Regions from separate parts of the Homo sapiens genome. Here region 1 is linked to region 2. The links are chromatin contacts, found by Hi-C or POLR2A ChIA-PET in ENCODE. All regions are on one chromosome and are shown on one strand. The core of a region is the stretch at or near the end of the contact, and the rest is flanking DNA. Distances in the headings are between cores, read along the strand shown.

What was found. Hi-C counts contacts between places; a loop is a spot of excess contacts on that map. ChIA-PET counts read pairs that join two places held with the same protein, here RNA polymerase II (POLR2A). Pooled maps may share reads with other maps.
Region 1: a loop to region 2 is called in a pooled map, with 8 times the contacts of the local background. The contact joins the promoter of ME2 here to the enhancer-like site in region 2. A Hi-C loop is called at or near these places in 1 of 37 single-sample maps with no recorded cell type and 3 of 50 pooled maps. POLR2A ChIA-PET finds 5 or more read pairs at or near these places in 1 of 52 experiments (GM12878).

What each region holds. Positions count from the first base shown.
Region 1 is chr18:50,877,677-50,880,376 of GRCh38, reverse strand. It overlaps ME2 (malic enzyme 2), which reads right to left and starts at 1,259. Exons shown (of 16, transcript NM_002396.5): 1 at 1,069-1,259. RefSeq lists a silencer at 871-1,430 and an enhancer at 969-1,470.
Region 2 is chr18:46,249,253-46,251,952 of GRCh38, reverse strand. All of the region lies in intron 3 of ARK2N (arkadia (RNF111) N-terminal like PKA signaling regulator 2N), which reads right to left. Among named protein-coding and RNA genes, the nearest start is that of ARK2N, 77 kb to the right of the region's middle. RefSeq lists enhancers at 1,205-1,264, 1,315-1,394, 1,150-1,785, 1,786-2,422. Within about 2 kb of position 1,297, at least 17 of the 41 ENCODE cell types and tissues checked have a DNase peak (open chromatin) inside an H3K27ac peak, as active enhancers do; they include GM12878, where a contact is called at or near this core.

The DNA of each region.
Region 1 (2,700 bases), core at 10-2,509, 4.6 Mb before region 2:
CACGTTTAAGGGAGTGGGGGTGGAGGATGCAGCTATGAAGTTAGACCACTTGAGTTTGAATCTAGGCTTTGTCACGTTAAAACTGTGGTCTTAGGCAAGTTACTTAACCTACCTAAACCTTAGTTTCCTGGTTTGTAAAGTGGAGGCAGTAACAGTATCAACCTCAAAGGGTTATTTTGAGATAATCCGTGTAGAAACTAGCGCTCTGCCTGTCACTAGCAATTAATACATGCTACTATTGTTATCGTTATCAACTGCAACACTAACAGAAATAGCAATGCTATTAACCTCTTTGCTTAGAGGTGATAGCCACAAGCATCAGGAAGGTAAATCCACAGACAGAAGATGATAAAACGTTTTGTAAGAAAGCACGTGTTAATTTGATCACGCTTCTCACCACAAGCAACGTAAATTTTCTAGAATTATCTCTGGAACCAAAAAAGAAAGTCGAAACCTAGGACCACCTAGGTAACACCACATGCAGAGATAGTTATCGCCAGCGTGAAAGAAACACCTGCCAATCCCGGTCCACAGATGGCATTTAATAATAGACGGAATCGGTCCAATCTCAGAACTCTCCAGCCCGCAGCAAGTCTTTTTTTAAAGGGAGGAGCCACACACACAGCCTAACTCCTGCCGTTAACTCGGCCCGACTGAATAAAGGAGATAGGCTTGCCAAAGGGTTTCCAGCCACAGAAGTCCTTTTGTGGAGGGGTGCAGAAAGAGCGAGAAAGAGATGCTGGCGTTTGGAGGCCCAGGGCCTCGCTCCCGGGCGAGAGCGGGGCGCCCAGGCACCAGCCGGCGGAGGAACCTGGAAATCGCGCGCCGGGTAGAGCCGCGGCCGCTGGAACCTGGGTCGCCGCGATGTAGCCGGTCCCTCGCCCTCAGCCCGGACTCCGCAGACCGCTTCCCTTCCCCCAGCCCCCACCGCCAGGCCGGGAACGGCGGGGGCCGCACGCGCGGAGGCCGGAGGCGCGGCAGCGCTGGGCTCTCGGGGCCGGGCCAGGGGAGGCCGGCGCCCGCTCCTCTCCCGGACCCCCGCCCGGGCCCCACCGCGCCGGGCCTTACCAGAGGTCTCGCGCCGCGACAGGTGGTACACCCGGCGGAGAGGCCGCGCCCTGCCGCCCGCCCTGGCGATGCTCAGCTCCCGCGCCGCCCGGCCCTCCCCTTCTGCGAGCCTCCCGGAGCCGCCGTCAGCTCAGGCTCACACTGGCGCGGGCGGCCCCACACGCAGAGGCGGCCCGAAGAGCGGCCGAGAGAGGGGAGGGCGCGAGGAGCCGGCCAGCCGCGGGGCCCGGAAGGCGTGGCCCACGGTGGAGACGGACGGGCTCGCGGGCCAATTGGAGGCAGGAACCGGCCGGAGGGGCGGGCTCCGTCTGGAGGCTTAGCTGCCGGCGCTGGGGTTCCTGTCCTCCGCGCCTTCCTCAACCCAGCTCCTGGAGGTTACGGTTCTGAGGCGGGGCGGGCGGCCTCGTGGACGCGATGCTGAGGATGTGAGAAGTGCAGTGCGGAGGAGGAGGTGGAGCTCCGCCGCTCCATGAAGGAAGCCGGGGCTGGCCGACCGCGCCCCCCAGCACTCCTGGCCCGGGGGTCCCAGTCTCCGAACCCGCGGAGGCCAGGGAAGCTGGGAGTTGGGGTCTGTCCTGCCTGAGCCACAGAGGAAGGGGGAGAACGGGAGGGCAGGAGACGGCAAAGGAAGGAAGAAGAGGACCCAGGAAATGCGAGGCTTCCGCACTTCAGCGACGCTTTCACTTTCCGAGCTGTTTTGTGTGCTTAGGACTTGCTCTTCTGCAGAATTCTTTGCCACTCCTCATGGCTGCTGGCAAGGTTATTGGCCTGCGGTGAATTTACCAATCACCTCCACTGTCACAGTCACCATAAATAGATGCTCAATGTTCTGCCTCAGAAAAGCACCGGAACACTTAATTGTCTTGTCCTTGAAAGCCGCAGGGACCGTGCCTTCCAACATCCCTACCCCCGCCCTCCCAACGGTTGTGACATGGGAGGATATTTCTTCACCCTTATTTCAGAAAATGTTATCACCCAAAACTCTTTACTATAATGAGCTTGTGTACTCTTAAAACAAGGCATGGTAATGACAATTTCAAAAATAAGATGTAAAATATAAAAAAAGAGGCAAGGCAGAATAAAATTAAAAGTGATGGAAATGTAGGATTGAGAAGATGGAGTGGAAGTAGGGAAGAGTGAATTGCTCCCTCCTAAACTCTGACAATTAAATAAAATCTGGGGCAATCGCCCCTCTCTGAACATTGAAGGGTGGGGCCTGTGAGGAGGAAACTCCAGTTAGGTGATAATCCATAGGTGTGGTTGCTATAATAACCACCGCAGGCAAGGAGAGGTTATAAATATGAATGACCTAAAGTAACTCTGCTTGCCAGGAACTTACAAGATGCAGCAGGTTGGATGAAGGAAACTAAACATTACCAGTGTCTTTCTACATAAATGCTTCATTAGTAGAGGTGAAATTCTTTTGTCTTTGAAAGACAGTTGTGGGGGTGTTGGGGGGTAGATGGGGAATGGGGAGATGTTGGTCAAAGGGTAAAAAGTTTCAGGAGTAAGTTTTAGAAATATCGCACAGCATGGTGACTATAGTTCATAATGTATATTTCGCAATGGCTGAAAGAGTAGATTTAAAATATTCTCACCAAAAAGAAATAAGCATGTAAGGTGATGGATATA
Region 2 (2,700 bases), core at 48-2,547:
CCCAAAGTGCTGGGATTACAGGCTTAAGCCACCGCACCTGGCCAAATCCTGTACTTTCATACTCCTGTCACCCTTGAGTGTAAACCTTTTGGAAGCTACAGACAGTCTCAAACCAAGGCTTACAATTTTTATACCTTCTGACCCTGTAAACCCATCCCTAATAATTTACTCCTTAGCCTTTAAATAAGCAAAATGTTATATCCAAAGATATTCATTACAGTGCTATGTAGCAACTTGGAAAAATGTATACTAACATATAAAGTATTACACATAACACTATAAAAATATGTAGATTCTGAGTAAAGCTGTGAAAAATAATCAAGTTTGAATATGATTGTGGGTCTTTTTCATAATTCTTTAGTACTATTTTTACCTTTTATTCTTCGACTGAAAATGATGCATATATGTGAAAAATTTTTAATGCTTAGAATGGCTCCTAGATAAACCAGTGATTGAGATTATATATCACAGTTTGCGTGGGTTTGTAATCCAGATTATGTGGCACTAGCAGTGGGCACATATCTGGACCCTATAAGCATACAAAAGGTGGCATTCACCAGATAAAACTCTGTTTTATTAAATCTAGGGAGGCTGCTTAAATGGAATTGGTTAAGTCTTGCTTTCGTAAACCTAGATTCTTGCTCTGATCCCCAATACCTTGCTTGTGGCCAAGTCTTCATCCAAGTTCTACTTCAATGTTTTAGTTATTCCTATCCTCATGCACACTGTTCCAACTGTACTGCTAAGGAAGAATACAAAATCACAGACTCTCTTCTTTATAGCCTTCAACTTTTCCATATTCAATAATTCAAACAGTCTTTACTGTTTACTTTATTTGTTTGTACCTACAATAAATACTTGCGACATGCTATGCACTGTGCTAAGTGCTAGAAATACTATGGGGAACAAGGCAGGCATAGTCTCTACCCTCAATGAACCTGCGATATATGCAGAGATAATAAAAAGCAGTCTATTGCACCATGGCTTGAAAACTGCTCTGATAGGGAACATTCACCAGACTTGAGGGTAATCAGGGAAGCTGGGTTCTCAAGGAAGAGTAGGCACAGATGAGGGGAAGTGGCATACAGAACATTCTGTTGTCCTTTAAGGTATAAAAGTTTGGTGAGATTTGGGGGTAACAGTCAAAAGAGTAATAAGAAACAAGGCTACCAAAGTCAGCAGGTCAGATCATGGTAAGCTGTCTGGACTTAGCTTTGAGAAGTAGGAAGCCACTGAACCATTTAAGCAGAGGGTAAGCAGAGGGGTGACGTCATCTGGTTTTGCATTTTAAAGAATTTCCTTTCAGAGTATAGAAATGAAACTGATAGCAAGCAGGACAGGAAATACTGGAGGCAACAAAACCAGTTAGACTGCTGCAGCTTCCTGGGTGAGAAATGACTGTGGCTGAACTAGGAAAAAAAAACAATGGAAAATACTGTGTGTGTGTGTGTGTGTGTGTGTACGAATGGAGGGTTAGTAATGTTGGGAATTAGGCAAATGAAAGAACATAGAAAGTCAAAAATGATGCTTAGGTTTCTGACTTAGGTAAATGGATAGAGTTACAGTGCCATTCAGTGCACTAATAAAAGCTGAGGGTGGTTGCTCAGGGCATGATGATTATGTGCCTTTAATATGTCCAATAAGCAGTTCACATAACTTTTCACATAAATAATGAGTGTTCATGATAGCAGGACTTGCAAGCAGAGACAGACTAAGACAGGTGCCAGGAATGTTTCATAAATGAGTGAAACTATCACGGAGTAAGCAGATGACAGTCAATGGTACAATCGGTACTGTTCTAAAGCTCAGGTCAGAGGTCTAAAGAGGAAATACAGACTTGTTAAATCCTCAGCAATAGATGAGAGAATAAAGATCATCCTGAAGAGTAAAAGTGGTCTAGAAAACACAACCCAAGTATTGATGAACATAAATAATTAAGAGATGGGGTGGGGCGAGGGGGGCGGGGAATTAGACGTGGTGGTGTGCAACTACAGACTCAGCAACTCGGGAAACTGAGACAGGAGGATTGCTTGAGCCCAGGGAGTCAAGGCTGCAGTGTGCCATGATTGCACCACTGCACTCCAGCCTGGGAGAAAGCCAATATAGCAAAGCAATCTGAAGAATAATGAAAGGGAAGGAAGAGCAAACACAGTTTAAGAAGTTTGGCTATGGAGGAAAAGGAGATAGGATGGTACTGAGTAAGGAATATGGGCTTGAGGGAAGGGTGTTTGTATGTATGTGTATATACATAGTTTTTAACAATGAGAGAGACCTGTTCATATTCCAAAAGGGCAGAGAATAGGTTTGACAGCAGAAAGCTGAGGTAATCTGGATTTTGAAGAATGTGGCAAGGCCATCTGCAGAGAGTAGGTGTGGGCAGGTGCAGAAAAGCGAAGTAGCCACTACGGAGAAAGAATGCAAGGCCGGGCGTGGTGGCTCAAGCCTGTAATCCCAGCACTTTGGGAGGCCGAGGCGGGTGGATCACGAGGTCAGGAGATCGAGACCATTCTGACTAACACAGTGAAACCGCGTCTCTACTAAAAATACAAAAAAAAATTAGCCGGGCGTGGTGGCGGGCGCCTGTAGTCCCAGCTGCTCAGGAGGCTGAGGCAGGAGAATGGCGTGAACCTGGGAGGCAGAGCTTGCAGTGAGCTGAGATGGCGCCGCTGCACTCCAGCCTGGGTGACAGAGCAAGACTCC